2 separate regions of the Homo sapiens genome follow, and region 2 is linked to region 1. A link is a loop called in an ENCODE intact Hi-C map of the cell type or tissue named here. Cell type or tissue: heart left ventricle. All regions are shown on one strand. Links, peaks and the distances in the headings refer to the core of each region. The heading gives the core; the rest is flanking DNA.

Evidence for each region. A loop is a pair of places that touch in the nucleus more often than their neighbours do. Peaks named below come from ENCODE experiments on the same cell type or tissue, not always from the same donor. Only the 100,000 strongest peaks of a DNase experiment are listed, where the experiment ranks them.
Region 2: it touches region 1 in a loop (2.4-fold over the local background); 6 of 110 quality-filtered maps call a loop at or near these places.

What each region holds. Positions count from the first base shown.
Region 1 is chr15:48,279,815-48,287,966 of GRCh38, reverse strand. It overlaps SLC12A1 (solute carrier family 12 member 1), which reads right to left. Exons shown (of 27, transcript NM_000338.3): 21 at 2,718-2,861. Among named protein-coding and RNA genes, the nearest start is that of DUT, 48 kb to the left of the region's middle. In heart left ventricle, for the core only: CTCF peaks have their summits at 1,828 and 2,029 (motif pointing right); no DNase peak of the experiment used is centred there; H3K4me3 peaks cover 289 bases.
Region 2 is chr15:48,001,085-48,009,236 of GRCh38, reverse strand. All of the region lies in intron 2 of LOC124900354 (a long non-coding RNA gene), which reads right to left. It overlaps LOC107984792 (a long non-coding RNA gene), which reads left to right and starts at 2,997. Exons shown (of 2, transcript XR_001751522.2): 1 at 2,997-3,405; 2 at 5,152-5,779. LOC105370805 (a long non-coding RNA gene) reads right to left here and starts at 4,666. Exons shown (of 3, transcript XR_001751519.2): 1 at 4,347-4,666; 2 at 3,916-4,178; 3 at 3,186-3,785. LOC102724553 (a long non-coding RNA gene) reads left to right here and starts at 6,268. Exons shown (of 3, transcript XR_001751520.2): 1 at 6,268-6,529. RefSeq lists an enhancer at 7,358-7,507. In heart left ventricle, for the core only: no CTCF peak of the experiment used is centred there; no DNase peak of the experiment used is centred there.

The DNA of each region.
Region 1 (8,152 bases), core at 443-4,442:
ATGAAAATAGAGAAAAGGTCACAGATTCATGTTTATTATACCTAAAATAAATAGCGGTATTCTTCAAAAGGCAGAGATAAAAGTCCAATCCCAGAATAATTGAGAACACCTTCAATAGTTAAATAAAATATTGACAGTCAATAAGTAAAACAGCTTTATAATAATAGTTTTTATTAAAAGACAATGGATTTTTTCAGACCTTTAGTAATCTGTCTCAGAGTGGAGTTATTATTTAGGCATGCAACAATGCTACTAGCCAGAATATCCACATTTCCCAAAATCTCAGATATAAATCACCTTAATGATATTAATATTTTTGTATTTACTTAACATGTGGTAAGTGGTTTTCTAGAAATAAGCTATAGAATCAGAAATATCCGTTCATTAGGGAATTGATTCATGAAGCACTATTTTGGTTTAAGTTCCATTCAGGTCTGGTTTATAAAATTTGCCAGGGACTGTGTGCATCTTGAACTCTATGACTATTTAGTCTCTTAGTTGGCCTGGCTTACTCTTCTGCTTTCTTTTCAAGGAATCTTGCGAAGCTAAAGTAAAGCCATTTGAGCTATTTGAATCTTTGTGAATTAGATGAAAAAAAAAAAACCTTAGAAAATATGGAAATACAAAACATCTTTACTTGAGTTATAATTAAGGGTGTATATAAAATAGTTACAATTTTTTTAAATGTGATTTCTACCCTAACATGGATACAGTGAAAGTGTACCAGGGAACTCGGCCAGTGTTGGAACTGGACCTGTTCCTGTTTGCCAAGAGGGGTTTATTTGCCACAGCGTACGTAGCATTTCTCATATCTGTGTCTTTGAAAGTCATGACTTTATTGCTGTGTTTCAAAGTGGTGGTGTCAGCCTGGTGCTTAGAGGAGGGCTGACAGCCTCTTCAGAGCTTCCTCTCTGATCTAAGAGGTTCTGAAGATGCTTTGTTTTATCTTTTGTTGTTTCCATGTTTAGAGTCTGTCAGTTCTGAAGCAATGATCTGATATTGTTTTTACATCCCTGGGACCGCTGAGGGAGAAAAATTTATTTACAAAATGGACCAAGCTCTGCCCTCACTTACAGACAAGTCAAAGCAGCCAGAGGCCTCCTGTTCACACTCAGGTACCTGGAGGCAGGATTGGTTCTCGTCTAGAACTCAAAAGAGTTGACAAGCAATGGAAGCCCAGAGTAGTGAATGGGCCCACTTTAGAGCTGTGTTTAAACTTCTAGGTATTAAAACAGTATATAACATTATTACTTTTCTTTTCTGAACAATTTGACATGTTGACTTTTGGAAGAGTATATTTTTGCCAAAACAAGTATTGTGACGCAGAAATAAGCTTCCAGAATAAATAACAAGTCCCGCTGTCATAATAAGGACATTAATGCTTCCCTCTCTCTAGTTGGAGCACATTATTGGGCTATGACTTTGGAATTTCCCATTATTTTCCAGACTGTACCACTTAATAGAGCAGATTTAATGGATTGTTAACTTTTTTCACAGTTAAACCAAATAATTAGAAAGAAAAGAAGATAATAGTTAGCATCCAGAACAGTCTTATTTAAATATTTTCACCCTAAAAGTCCTGATGTAGCTTCAAGTTGAATTCAAACACATCATTTATGTCATTTTAAGGTGGACTGTAAGGAGTAGGCCACGGCCCATGGGGTATCCCAGGAGCTCGACAGTAGCCAGAGTATTTGAAGTGGGGCAATATCTGGATTTCCCATCATTCTCTGTGGATATATAAAACTATTATATTACAGGTGAAATTTCGTCCTTGGGCTATAGTAGGAAAGCAAACAGACAAACGATTTACAGGGTAGGAGATGGCCTTGTCGAAGGGCCTCTTTAAAGGGTTGGCGCCGGTCAACCTAGACCAGAAGCTTGCTAAGTCTCCACTTGGATCCTGCTGTTTGACTTGGAGACCCTCCCAGAGAAACCATCTTTTCCTGGCCTCACACCAGTGTATGACTTCAGTAACTACAGGACATTCGTGCATAAACAAATGCCTGGTAACATTCTGATTTTTGACCAGCAGAGGTCACTGTGGACCTCATTAAACTCAAACCCATAGCGTTTCGGGAAGTAATTTTCAAAAAACCAAACGTTTGAATCATCTGTTTATAAAATGTGTAACAAGCTCTCCCAACCTCTGATCCTTTGTCCCAGGACTGCATACCATAAGTCCACATATAAGTGTAGCATTTAGATGAAATCTACAGGTAGTGAGTACCAATAAAGTTCTAAGTCGTGCATTCTGGTTTGTGATAAAGATGCTTTTGTTGAAATCAGCGTTCCAGCTGGATACCGTATTTGCATGTACTAGTCGTATTTCAGTTCCCTGAAATGTCTGAAAGGTAAGGGTGTCTGTGGATAAGACAGTTTGGGTATTGGCTCTTAAATTTCTATCCCCTTTCCATCTTAACTGAGAAACTTCTGTTTTATGGCATGCAATCTGCTTAAGCACTATTTGACTTCCAAACCAAATATTACATTTAAAAAATAATTTTTGACAGTAAGATGGTACAAAGTACTTAATGAGGTTGATAAATGACAATAGCTGCTACCGTTTATCCATACTACCTTCTGGAGAGAAACCTTTCAGTTCCTACCCACACTCAATGCTCCCAACATCTTAGATGCTGACTTCGGACTCTTCATAGATGCTCAAATAGTGACTCATCTTGTAAACTTTTTTGCAAATTTTAAAAAGTTCTTACCTTTTTTAGGCGTTGTCTTAGTAATGTTCAACTTGCCAGCTTTTTTAAACAAGCCTCGGATGCCTCCACTTTCCTCTTCACACTCATTATCTTTGATAGTCGCTTCCAATGCTAGTCTCTCCTGTTCTAATCTCTCTAATTCCTCTGATGAAAGAAGACAAAATCACCTACTTAACTCAGAACTACAAAGTTTCTAGAAACAATCTTATAAACTTTTAATATTTAAAATGGTATGTATGTGATAAAATAATTGTTTATACATAGTAATTTTTTCTAAATGATTTTTATATATTATCTTCTAATACAAGTAATATATTTTGGTTGGGTGAGGTAGCTCATGCCTGTAATCTCAGCACTTTGGGAAGCCAAGATGGGTGTATCGTTTGAGCCCAGGAGTTTGAAACCAGACTTGGCAACATGGTGAAACTCCATCTCTATGAACGATACAAAAATCAGCTGGGTGTGGTGTGTAGTGCCAGCTACTTGGGAGGCCGAGGTGAGAGGATCACCTGAGCCTGGGAGGTAGAGGCTGCAGTGAGCCATGATCATGCCACTGCACTGCAGCCTGGGCAATAGAGTGAGATCGTGTCTCCAAAAGAAAAGAGAAAAAGTAATGTATCTTAGTAAATTGTATTCAGAAAGTTGTCACAACTAGCTTAGAAAAACAGCTCTATGTGTTAAGTTATGATACATGAAGTTACAGCATTTTTATTTGTGAGGGCAAGAGAGGCTATTTAATGCCACCCTTATTCACTACCATGCAAAAACAAACAAACAGAAAATCTTTCACACTGTAAGCCACTGATTTACTGACCTAAGCTAGTGGGTCAGATGTTTTACAACTGGAAGTGACAAAATTACAGAAGTACACTGAGTATATATCAGCCACACAACAATGCTTCATGAATTGAAACATAAAACTAGACAGCAAGAATTAAGAAAAGATAACAAAATCTTACAATAAACTCTATAGGCTCTGGATACAAATTACAATGGAAAATATCCACCACCAATTCCTTTCAATAAGCAAAATAACTTTGTGGAGTGGGTGACCAAAGTCAAAGAAATAAAAGCTGAGGTTTCTGGGTGCCTGTCAGAGTTCAAATTGCTAAAAGGGGTCTTGTGACATGTTTTAGTCTGGAACAGGAGTCAAGCAGTGCAAAATTTCCTGCCCAAGGTTGAGACACACTATCCAAGCTTTGATGTTGTATCTGGCTGCCTTTTATCTTTTTTGGATTCCGATTGTGACGAAAATTTCCTAGCTGCTATGTAATGTGCTGGATCTCTCTTTGACCTCACCCTGCACTGAATCAGGGTAAATAAGACTTTCAAAGCAGTCATATGACAGTGCTACACTTAGGAGGCTTCTTGCTTCTTGCTTATACTGGGTGAGGTGGCACTCTTGTCAGATGCCCTCATCTTATTGCCTGCTGAGAACAGAGCCTTAGAAAATGAGCAATGCTCAGAGGAAGAGGATAGAAAACCTAGATTCAGTGTTACAAAACACTGGGAGAGCTTCTGTAAATGTCAACCCTTGGAGCCCATTGCGTTATCTATCTGTGAAGCGAAGCTATACAAACTCTAGATTTATCAATTATGTACTAACTAAATCTGTCAGGACAGTCACATCCCTAGACGATGCTGCTATTCAGCTACACAGAATTGTCTGGCCCCTTTCCAGGTCTTAGCAATTAATCTTTTGCGAGTGGCATGAGATTTAAGGTCAAATCACCCATGTGATTTCCCCAAAGCTTCAAAGGTTCTCAAGATCAGCAGCTATAGAAAATCTGAGAAATTAGACTGATGGTATTAAAGCTGAGACAGAAGTTGCTTACCCCTGACTTTTGAAAGGAGAAGACAAGCTGCATTGCACTGGGGGGTCACAACCAATTACAGCTCTGCTGCTGGCTTTATGTGACATTAGGCAAGTAATTTACTTTTTCTATGCCTCGGATTTCCCGTCTGTGAAATGGAAAACTGTAACCCTTTCCTTTTCCCACCCCCCAAGCTTTGCAAAAAGAATAAACAAAGTTTCTGCATAGTGTTTTGGAGGTCCTTAAAAAACAGAGCAAGAATGGCATTCTATAGGCAGTATATTTATGCAACTTTTGGAAATGGGCCTAGTCATGCAAAACAAATTGAGTATTTTGAGATGCCTGGGAGTTATTTTAGCAATTGCTATTTATTGCACACTCTTTGGGTGCCAGGGACTGTGTTGCATTTTATTCCTTTCTAAACAACTCTGAGATAGTTACTACTATTATCATCTTCATTTTGTAGATGAAGAAACTAATAGGTTAAGTGAGTTGCCTGATATCACCCAGCAAGTTACAGGGTTCATATGCAAAGAGATCTGCATATGCTTCCCACCATGAAGACCTTCCTCCTGTGGCTTATTATTATTACTATTTCAGAGTTGTTTTATTACCTTCCTATGCTTTATCATCAGATAAACCTAAACACTCTCAGGCATATGGTGTAATGGGCTAAGTTAATCCCCCAAAATGATGGCCCATCCAACATGTCATTTTAAAAGGAGGACCCTAAAGATACGGTTCTATATGGAAGGCTGCACTAGAGCAGCAGCACTGGTACCCAGACTTTGTTGTCACTGTCCTGGATGACGGCATCCTAGCTGTTATTTTGTCTTCTGGGGTATTGCAGGGGCCACTTATGGGGTAACCTGCTCTTTGCAGTCCTCTGATGTGGCAACTGTAAGGGCTGCCCTGGGAGGGGATTCTTCTCTTTTCTTTTTTTTTGGGCAGGCTCCAGTGCGCCCTATGATTAGCCACTGGTTGCCATGCTCTTTGTCCTCTAGTTTGGACAAAGAGGGAAAGAAAGATAAATCCTCTTTTGTAATGGAGTCAGCGGGCTGAGTGAACTGGGAGCGATTCCAACAATTGCTTGAAGGTATGTGCACAGCCCATCCAGAACAGAGCAAGCTGCAAAATTGCAGGCCTGAGAGACAAAATCAAATTTTGCTCGAATGCTTTAGATGTAGCAGTTTCCTCAAAGATGATAGAGACAGAAGATTACAGAGAGTATTTATTCTAAAGGCTAAAATCAGCTTGCTTTGCCATCTTGGATTTTCAGATCCATACCATGGTGTGATTCCCATTTGCATAGTGATTTTCGCAAGTTCTTATTCAAGTTAATTCTTAATTATTCACTTGGTAGGTGATCTAAGGCCTCCTTCTGTGCACTCCTTCCTTTTCGCATTTCAACACTAAACAGAAGTGATGTTTTGATTATCTGTTCTTCTGAATGATCTATCTGGTGTACTGCTTGCCTCTGTTTGCATGCAGGGAAATTAAGAGTAGACTTTGTCTAAACATTTTTGTCAACAGAAATACTGGCCAGATGACTTGCAAAGGCATACCATTAGCCACAAGGGGAGCCAGCCAAGAGAGTATGAACGAATGGATATAAGTTGATTTCCACTAGCCTGACAATAAAAATTACTTTTTCTATCATCACCACCATCACGACTACATTTTTAATTTTCAGAAATTACAAAGCCCTTTCTACATAGTATCTCATTTGATACGAATACTGGGATGCATGCAGAGCTGGTATTATTCTCCCCATTTTACCAAAAAGGAAACTTGGGCTCAGAAAGTTCAAGTGATTTGTCCAAGGTAGCACAGCTAGTGACCCAAGTCTTCTGCTCCCAATTCTAGTGTTTATCCCTCTTCTCTCTTCTCCTTCAGTGATATGCCTTGATCGCAATAGCTGCCTGTTGAAGGAACACCCAGTCTGCATGTTTTCAAAAACCATCCCCAAATTTCTCAATCAGAATCAATCTCCTCTGTATTTCCGTAATACCTTGCTTAAACCTTTATTCCACTAACTACTATAACTGTGTGACTTGGATGTCTATCTTATTCACAATGGACTCCAGACTCCTGGAGGGCAGAACTTACGCCATTTTTCATCACCAACATTTATTGAGAGTTTACTGTATGCCAAGTACAATGCCAAACACTTTGCAGCCATCAAATTCTTTAATCCAAAACAACAAATCTGTGACGTAGGTACTATAATTATTCCCATTGGAAAATGCAAAAAGTGAAACACAGAGAGGATGGGTAACTTGACCAACATCACACAGACAAAAGATGTCAAATTTGGGATCCAAACCCAGGTCTGTCTATTCCAAACGCTATGCTTGGACCTCATGTTATCCCTCCCATGTTCTTCATGCTGCCACCCCTCCCGTTTATTACCTGGACCCATGTTTGCACCAACAGGCACTCAAGAATTGTATGTTGAAATAAATTAAAGAACAGATCAATGCTGTTCAATTCAGTTCAATAGTTTTGAAAGTACTGTCTTTATAAAAGAAGAAAAACAAGTGCAGAGTTGTGAAGAATGGGGGTGTGAGAAGTGTGTGTGTGTGTATGTGTGTGTGTGGTAAGTACAAAAGACAATGTTTGAAAGAAGTGCAGTTAATACCGTATACAAAGTTATATAAAAAAGGGGCAGATAGAGGACAGAAGGTGGGACCAGTGAGATAAGAGCCTGGGAAATGGAAGCATGAGAGGCAAGTGGGGAAGGAGAGGGGACTTTTCCCTGGAAAAGACCACCACCTGGAAATCCTTTAATGGTACCTACTGGGAACTTGAATACATTAGATAATTCTGTAGTATGTCATAGTTTATAAGGCCACATTGCTACTGAGAGATAGAGATAGAGATAGATAGATAGAGATCGAGATATGGAAATAGGGATATAGAGAGCATGCCTGCCCTTCTCTCTTTTCAAGATGTTTATAACCTCAACCTGAAGTTATGACGGTGGAAGAAAAAGCTTAGACCTGTAGGTTCTCTCAGTTGAGGGCAGGTTTCTAATCAATTTTGTCATCCACATCCCAAACAGTTTTCACAGTAATAACTAAGAGTGACTCTTGAGCCATACTGTCATGTAAATGCCAAAAGTACTTTGAATAGTAGTTACTGTATTTTCAAGTGCTTTATAAATCGATTATATGGTACCCAGTTGGAGTGATTATTTTTTGAAACTCAATTTACTTGTCAAGATTGCTTCAAATGTTATGTCCCCAGTCTTTTTTTTTTTTTTTTTAAGATATCTTTTAGAAATAGGCAGAGGCCCTACAAATTACAATCTGCTTTGAATCTTAAGGATAGAGAGTCGTTAATTATCTGACACCAGAAGGGAGAGCAGGGAAACCCACTGGGGAATGGAATCCCTTCCCATTTTACAGCATCCTTTTTCTTTATTAATTTTAAGTTGTAATTCTTTCCTTGGTCAATCAACTCAAAGCTGTAAATGCTCATATGAATCAATGTGCTGTACCCCAGGTGAAGTCTAGTTGAATTGAAGGCAGGAAGCAATCCTGCAGTGGTTGCCTTCTAATCAAGTAATTATTTACTACACTGCCATCTGTCTTTATTTTGCTAAGCCACTTGATCAGA
Region 2 (8,152 bases), core at 2,110-6,109, 280 kb after region 1:
GGGGAGAGACTGAACAGGTGTCTTCTATGGCCTTCCAACCAGGGCAGTTGTTCTGAATCATTGACAGGTATCAGAAACACTTGGAAAGTTCATTCAAAAGTGCAGTTACCCGGGCCACAGCCTGGGGTTTTAGTAAGTCTCAGATGTGCCTCAGCATATCCATTCTTTAAAATTATTTAGGTAAATGGGATGGCCAGTCAAGGTAAAGAGTGCAGAACTAGGCTTTCATCTGACCTGGAATTGCACAAGGAAAGCTGAAGCGGAACCAGGGCACCTGACATGTGAACCCAGTCAGCCTGGATATTTGTGGGGAAATAAATGTCTGTACCAGGAGCACCTCAGAACCCATAGAGAGGTAGAGCACAGTTTCTGCCCCAAGAAGACATGCCAGTGCCTCTGGAGCCATGTGGCTCTTGCCTTGACAAAATTCTCCTGGCTTACGCCCTGTCAACCTAATGGCTGGAACAAGAAAACCTGCCTCCTTCATCCACACTGGATCTTTCTCTTCTACTTTCCTTCCTTTCCTTGCTTCCTCCCTTCCTCATACATGCTTAAAATTCCCTTCCTCCATCAAAATCCGTACTCATCCTCCAAGGCCCAGCTCACACGCTACCTTTTTCATGGCATCTTTCTTGATTTTCTTTCTCAGAATTCCTCTCCTTCCTCTGCGTTCTCAGGCACTTCGTACCTCTATGTATTTTTACTTAACCATCATACATGAGAATAGATGTCAGCTTTTGGGATTAATTTCTTTTTCATCTTTTTGTCCCTCCCAGTAGCTAATACAGAGTCTTATGCAGGGGAAGTGACTGGTACTTGTGGGTTGAGTTAAATTTATATTGACTTACTGAACTATTTCTGAGTGACCTCCTCAAAAGACTCTCTTCTGATTAAAAACAGTAATTATTGAATGTATCAGTTCAAACTACAATACATATCTCCACCAATACATTCTATCCTTTGACACTTAAAAATAAACACATTTAACTCATAATAGAAGAGGGAATAATGGCTTGTCTCGAGGCTAAGTCCACATTGGCCGTTGGTAAATTGGCTGTTTGTAGTAGATCAGAGATGTAATTAAATGTTAGACCTATCTGCATGAACAAAGATTGTCTCACCCAGCCATCCTATGACTGCTAGGTCCTGAGAACCTTTCCCAGCCATCGCTACATATTACTCTCCCTGTACCCTGGGGTTGATGCTGGCCCAGCCTTCCCCACATAAGGAGAAGAAACTCATTCCTGATCCATCTACTCCTCTACTTTGCTCCCTTTCCCTCTCTGCAGCCCAACCTGACTGCTGTGTTCTGCCCTGAGTCTGCAGAGGCTGACCCTGGCCAGGAAAGTGGTTGGAAAAGCATTTTTGCAGAGAGGCAGCCTGAAGGTGGTGGCTCTATGTAAGTGTGCACCCTTGGTTGGAAAGGCTGAAGGTCAGGAATGGTATTAGGAGAAAGTTCCCCCTTTCTCCTTTGTCCCTCCTTCCTGCCCCTGGACACAGGCTTGAGGATCTGCATCTGGCTGGCTCACCCTTCCTGCACAACTTTTCTATTCAAGTTTTTCAGGGCAGGGCTTTAAGAAACACTTCAGGTTAATTATAGCCAGGGGTCATTTTCTATACAAGCGGGACAAACTTGATGTGACTACAGGGCTGTCTCCAGGGCTGATTCATTCGACCTAGAAAACTGCCCCTAGGGAAACAGCCTCAGAATCTTGCCTGCAGCTCTGGAAGTGGTAATGGGCCCACCTGTCTCCCTGCCCATCATCTCACATCTGGGGGAATGTCTTGGCTAGCAGCATGGCCCTGAGTGAGGGGTTTAGGTAAACAAGGTGTGACTGGGATTGGAAGAGTCACAAACCTGTTTGTTAGAGCAATGCTGAAGAGTTTCAGGAAAAGAATTTCATCAAGGCTGGCACATCTGTCCTCAGACACTTGAAGGATTCCCTGGAGGAAGGAGGACTGAACTTGCCCTACAAGATCCTGGTTGGTAGAACTGGGCCAAATCATACATCCAATTCCAAAATTGCCTTTCTTCTTTGGAGGCCTGCTGAATGGCCTCCGGTTCTAGATGCATGTAGTTCCCTTTGCTAAGACTCTTTTTCCTTCCCTTCCTGCTACCTGGATAATCTTGACTCATCCTTTGGGCAACAGTTGAAACTTCAGGCCGTCCTTGAAACTTGTAAACTAGGGTTTTTCTACAGTGGTACTACTGACCTTTGGGGCCAGATAATTCTTTCTGGTAGAGGGGGCTGTCCTGTGTATTGTAGGATGTTTAGCAGCATCTCTGTCCTTTACCCACTAGATGCCACGAGCATCTCTTCAGTTGTGACAATAAAAAATGTCTCCAGATACTGCTAAGTGCCCTTTGGTGGCTAAATTTGTCTCCCTCCTCACCCCCTTTCCCACCAGTTGAGAACCATTACTTTAGACTAATGTTCCCCTAACACTCTGCATTTTCCTTTCTGTAACACTATCATATTCTTCATACTTCTAGACTTCTTAATGTGTTTAATGTCCATTTCCTTCCCTTACTGTCAGGTCCCTGATGGCTGAGATGGATTCTAATATTCTTTGCTGCTCCTAACTTTTCATTTAAAAGTCAGTGAAAGAATGAACTGATTTAAATAAGAACTTTGTGGCTTTTAGAGCTGTCCACAGACAGCATAGACTTTTCCAAAATTTCTTCTCACCGGGGGGCTCAAATAAGGCAAAAAGCTACTTGTTGAGAATGTTGTAGAGGAGAGTTAAGCACTGAATGGGTGATCTTGAATGTTCCTTCCAGTTATGAGATTGTGTGGAATTTGGGCTCTCAGCCAACCACCCCATGGGGAACTAATTAAATCAGAAAGAAGAGGCCAGCCGCTCCCTCTATAGTCAGGTGCTAAGTGTTCCCAAGAAGCGGCTGATGTAACTCAGGGAGTGACCTTTAAGTAGGTCAAGAGTCACATGAATATGGAATGCCTTTCCCTTCCCTTTCTCCCGTCCCAAGAGGTCATTTGACCCATATCCTAAGGGGTAGGATCATGCTTGAAAGCTTAGAAAACATCGTTTCTCAGTTCCCACCCTTCACTCTCGCACAGCCTTCTGTGGGCAATGGGGTTGAACAGGGAGGTCTAGCACACTTTCCCGGGTGGTGCGGGAGTTGCCTGGGGCAGCATTCTTCAGACTCTGAAGGTTACAGCCTATGTGATTTATTGTTTTATTTTTCTTTCTTTCTAACTCCTTTTCCAGCGGGGCAAAGAACTGTAAGCAGAGACAAAATGAAAGCCCTCTAGGCCCACAATTGATTCTAACGGCTGTGAGGGAATGAGCTTCAACTACTGTTGATGGGAGGGACTGTGTGCCAGGCACTGTGCTAGGGACTCTCATGCATGATCTCATTCATCTTCTGCATAACCCAATGAGGTAGGTGCAATTACATCTATTTTCCAAAGACACAACTGGAGAGGCCAGCAACTTGCCCATCATCACACAGCCAGGAAGGAGCCTGGGCCTGGGGAACAATGCATCCATAGCCTCTGTGCCCCTTTCATGCCCTGCCACAAGCAGAATGGGAAATGCTTCCAACCAAACTTCTGTTTCAAAGAGTCCCTGTGAACGGGCATAGTCATGATGAAAACTGCCATTCGCACTCAAATTACTGCTGCTTTTGTGACTGCTTCTTATGACCTTGCCATGACTTGACTTGATTATGCTTTTGCAAATCTCTCTTTACATATCTGCAGCTGAGCCTTCTTAAATCATTATACTTCTGAATTAAGATGGTGAATTGAAGTCCATGTTCTCTAGAAACAAAATAAAGCAGAAGAGTAGAGAATTATAAATCTACAAGGACAAAAAAAAGAGGAGTGAGGATCTCAACTAAAATATGGATGATGGAAACTGGATGGACCATGAGTAAATGAGCAGGCATACCAGAGAAACATGAAGCCCAGTGTCTGGGGGTGGGGAGGTGTGGGTGTAGATGGTGGTGAAGCAATGGCAGTGGGAGGTCAACAAAATACAGGACAGTTTTCATTGCAAAACCTCAGAAAGAAGAATGGCTTCGGCCTTTTCCATTTTCCAGTTCAGCTACAGGACCCCTTTGAGGACCTCAGCAGGCCACCTGAGTTAAGTGTACTGTGCAGAATGTGGACCAGAAAGTTTCTGGATTGAGATATGCTAGATACAGCCAAAGCCTGGGGAGACACAATGATAGAAATAAGGGCTTGAATTAAAGTTTGCACGCTGAACAGTAGGATTCCATCATTTTTTTTTTTCTAATTGGTTCCTAGATTTCTGGAACCCAGGTTTCTACCCAGTACCCCAGGTAGGAGATTGGAAGATTCCTCTCAAGGGAAACTTACCTAAAAGAAAAGACCTAAAGATCTGGACATCTGAGGTATCCTCCAACGGAAGATGAAATCTTCATTATCCTATAGCATCACCCAAGTGTCTTCCAATGAAAGATTAGATCTTCATCATCTTAGGCCCTGCTTATCTTCATAGGCCCTGCTCATGCACACAGGACATTCATTCTGTGGTTAAGTGCTTCACTCTAGAAAGCCTTAAACTATACTACTGCTGAAACTGGATCTTTCTTTGTCACCAAACAAGCAACTTGATTGCTATTGGGACATCTTTGCAAGCTTAACATTTGAATTTGATGACATTCTAATTGCAAAAGCCTTAGTCCTTATTCCTTTAGGCCAAAACTTGGCCTCCTCCCTTATAAAGCTGGCCCTCTTCTGCATTTATTCTCCAGCACATCCAGCACCTAGTCTCCCAACCAGGTTTATGTGTTTCTTTTTATTCTGACATAAATGAAAACTTGGATTCACTTTATTGTGGCTGACAGACCTAATTCTCACTGTATGTTGCTTGATTCTAGCTATTTCAGTAGTATTTTTATTGTGTTGGTGTTTTTTATGTTTGGGTTTTATGCCATTTTCCCCCACCTTACTCTTTGAATGCTCTGAGCATGATCCTGGTTTCCTAGGAATACATAACAAGTGTTTTAAAGCTTTTTGTACTCTCGCCAGATACCATTATCTAGAAATATGTTGGCATTTTATATAAACATATGTTTAGATTTCTATAACTAAATGCATCTTTATGTATGACTTATTATTACAACTGAATACATCTATAAATATATAACTTTATTTACAGGTATGATCTACTATCAAGTGTCTACATTTGTATTGGATTGGTATGTGTGCCCAACAAAGAAAGTGTCATTTTTCCTTGGGAATGAAATCACATCATTTGTGAAGACTTAGTAGAGGCTAAATGAGTACAAGCAGCATTTACCTTATTAAACAGATATTTTCAACATTTAAAACAGTCTGACCATCAATGATGATGTTCAAAAACATCTCAAGATGTTTTAGAGCTAAAGCAAATGAGAAAATATAGTAAAGGGCTGATTCCTGTGGATATTCTGCAAAGGAAAGTAACATGGTGGAGTGGAAGTGGGATAAGGTTTGAAGCCAAAAGACCTGGTGGGCTTAAGGTCTCCATTTATTGGTTGTGTGACCTTGGATAAGCCACTTCACCTCCTGGTGAGACTTGGGCAAAATGGAGATCATATTAATCACCTCACAGTTTGTTACGCATTGAGTAAATGCACATGTAAGCATTATTGACTGTAAATGATTATGCATATTTTAATTATGGTATATCCAAGCCTGATTTTTCATCCAGTGCTTACAGTGCCCTGGGCATAATACTCATTCAATAAACATTTGTTTGATGATAGAGTAATAAATGAATATGTGATGCAGAAGTTTTAAAAATATTTTTGCTGCTGTCTGACTCATTTATAGACATTTATAAAATTGAGGATTTGTAAGTTGTCCCTGGACAATCAGATCTCTTGATTCAAAGGTGAAAGATAATCATTCAGGTTTTCAAGTTTTTCCTGATATGAGACATTAACTGGCAGGGCTGATTATGAGAAATTGTCATTATCCTGCTCAAATATAAGATCATAGATTTGGGAAACCTTAGAAATAATTACCTTCTTTTCAAATATGAGGAAACTGAAGCCCAGAGGCTCTAAGAAATCAGGGACTTTATATAATTTTTTCATTTCTCTAGCTCTAGGGTAATTGTAGATAGATATACAACAAGTATGTTTTTAAAAGTATATTTTTCAAGAATTATGCTAAGCACTGGGGAAATAAACATTAACAAGACAAAACCCTCCCCTTTGAGGAACTGATAATCTAGACAGACATGAAAACCAGGAAGTGTGCTATCAGTTATATTAATGTTGTACAGAGTTCTAGTGGCAAGAGGGAACTGCCAAGGGAAATCTGAGAGGAGGTGTTTACCCTGCGTAAACACCTTGCTGTTTAGCTTGGCATCCCTAGAAGCAGACCCTGAGGACAGTGGGAAAATGGATTATTAAGGAAGTGCTCCTGAGAGAAACCAGAAAGGGGGTGTAGGGAGCAAGGGAGGATAAGGAGAAGACTCCAGTAAGGATGAGATTACTCAAGTCCCATGGAAGACAGGTTAGCCTGATCCTGCAGGGGAGCCCTGGAGGGTAAGTTATACCTCACAGTCTGCCCCTGGCTTCCAAGCAAAGCAACTGGCTTCTTATTGTCTTACACTCATCGGCCTTTGACTGAGGGTCTTAGTGGGCAGGGTTGGGAAGCTATGTTGACCCAGACACTTCTGATCTTTGAAATGATATACAAACTGGTTCCGGTTGCCAGAAGGTGGGCTTCTGAAGAGAGTTGCCATGTGGTCCATTGGAAGCAAAAGCACCCAGAAGCCAGACACCAGGTGTACAGAAATAATTATAGAGCTCTGAGAGAATCTGGAAGAAGCACCAGCAGTGCCCACTCCATCTGCGATCTGTAAGGGGAATTTGAGATGGGTGGGAAGGGAATTGCAGGCATCAGTTATATAATAGCGTGAGAACACATCCTGAAGCATGACTACTGAAGGTATGTTTAGGGATGGGAGACTGGTTGGTGTGGCTACACTGCCTTATGTCTGGTAGGAAGTACAAACCTGAGAGAGGAGCTTGCAAAGGCAGGCTGAAGCATCAGATTGTGTGCTTTTATTTTGTTGTTTGTTTGTTTTGTAATTTGGTTCTTTTGATTGCAAGGAAACGAGATCCACTAGAAGGATCTCAAATAACAGATGGCTTATTTTAAAAATATATGTGCTTGGGAACCTAAGAAAGGCCTGGTCCCAGGAAGAGCAGGAAAAATAAGAAATAACAGATCTTGAGGAACTGAAACTTCAGAACAAGCAGGACTCATAGATCTTCACCCTAGTGAAGCCACTGCTATGGCTTCCTGTGTCTGCTCTAATCTGCTCTAACTCCACCTGGAGGGGTTTACTCTTTCCCCTTCTCCTCTGTGTGCTTTTGTCTATCTTGCTTTCTGCTGACTCATGCTTCTGCCTCCTTGTAACTCTTATTGCTGAAGCCCTCTTGGCCTCTTCTATAACCCAAGCCTTTTACTATCTTTAGTTTCACCTTCAGTTCCCCTTTCTACCCACCTCCTTCTTTCTGCATGTCTGACTTCAGATTTCCAGGATGAGGTGATTGGACCAGAAAGCGTTTTCTGATGGGCCACACACTCTGAGGTATAACTTACCCTCCAGGGTTACCCTGCAGGATGAGGCTAATCTGTACCCCATGGAACTTAAGTAGCGTAAGTTGCTGTCCAATGTATGAATGAAATTGTGTTCAGATACACAATGGTGGCCCAATTGGCTGTGCCTGGCAGAAGAAGCAGAGTCCTATAATATAACAGTCAACAGTCGCTAAGATTTGTTTAGCATTGTTCTAGGCATTTCACATATATTATTTCATTTAATCATCATCTCCATTTAGTCAACATTCATTTCTTCACCTCCATATTTATTTAATCATCCCATAAGTTTGTTCTATGATTACCTTCACTTAACAGATGAGGAAACTAAGTCTTAGCGGTTCACAAAACTAGTATGTGGTGAATTTCCTTCTACCAAGGGGTGTGAGTTGGTCAGCTTGGAAGGAGCTGTGGATGTGGCTGTACCCAGTATTGGCATGTCCAGTCAACAGCCTTGCTTCCACATGAAGAAGTTTGGAATATATCATCATTAAGCCATATGGTGGAATGAAATTTAAGGTTTGATCTGGTATCAGGCTTTGGGTAAAGAGTTGATTAAA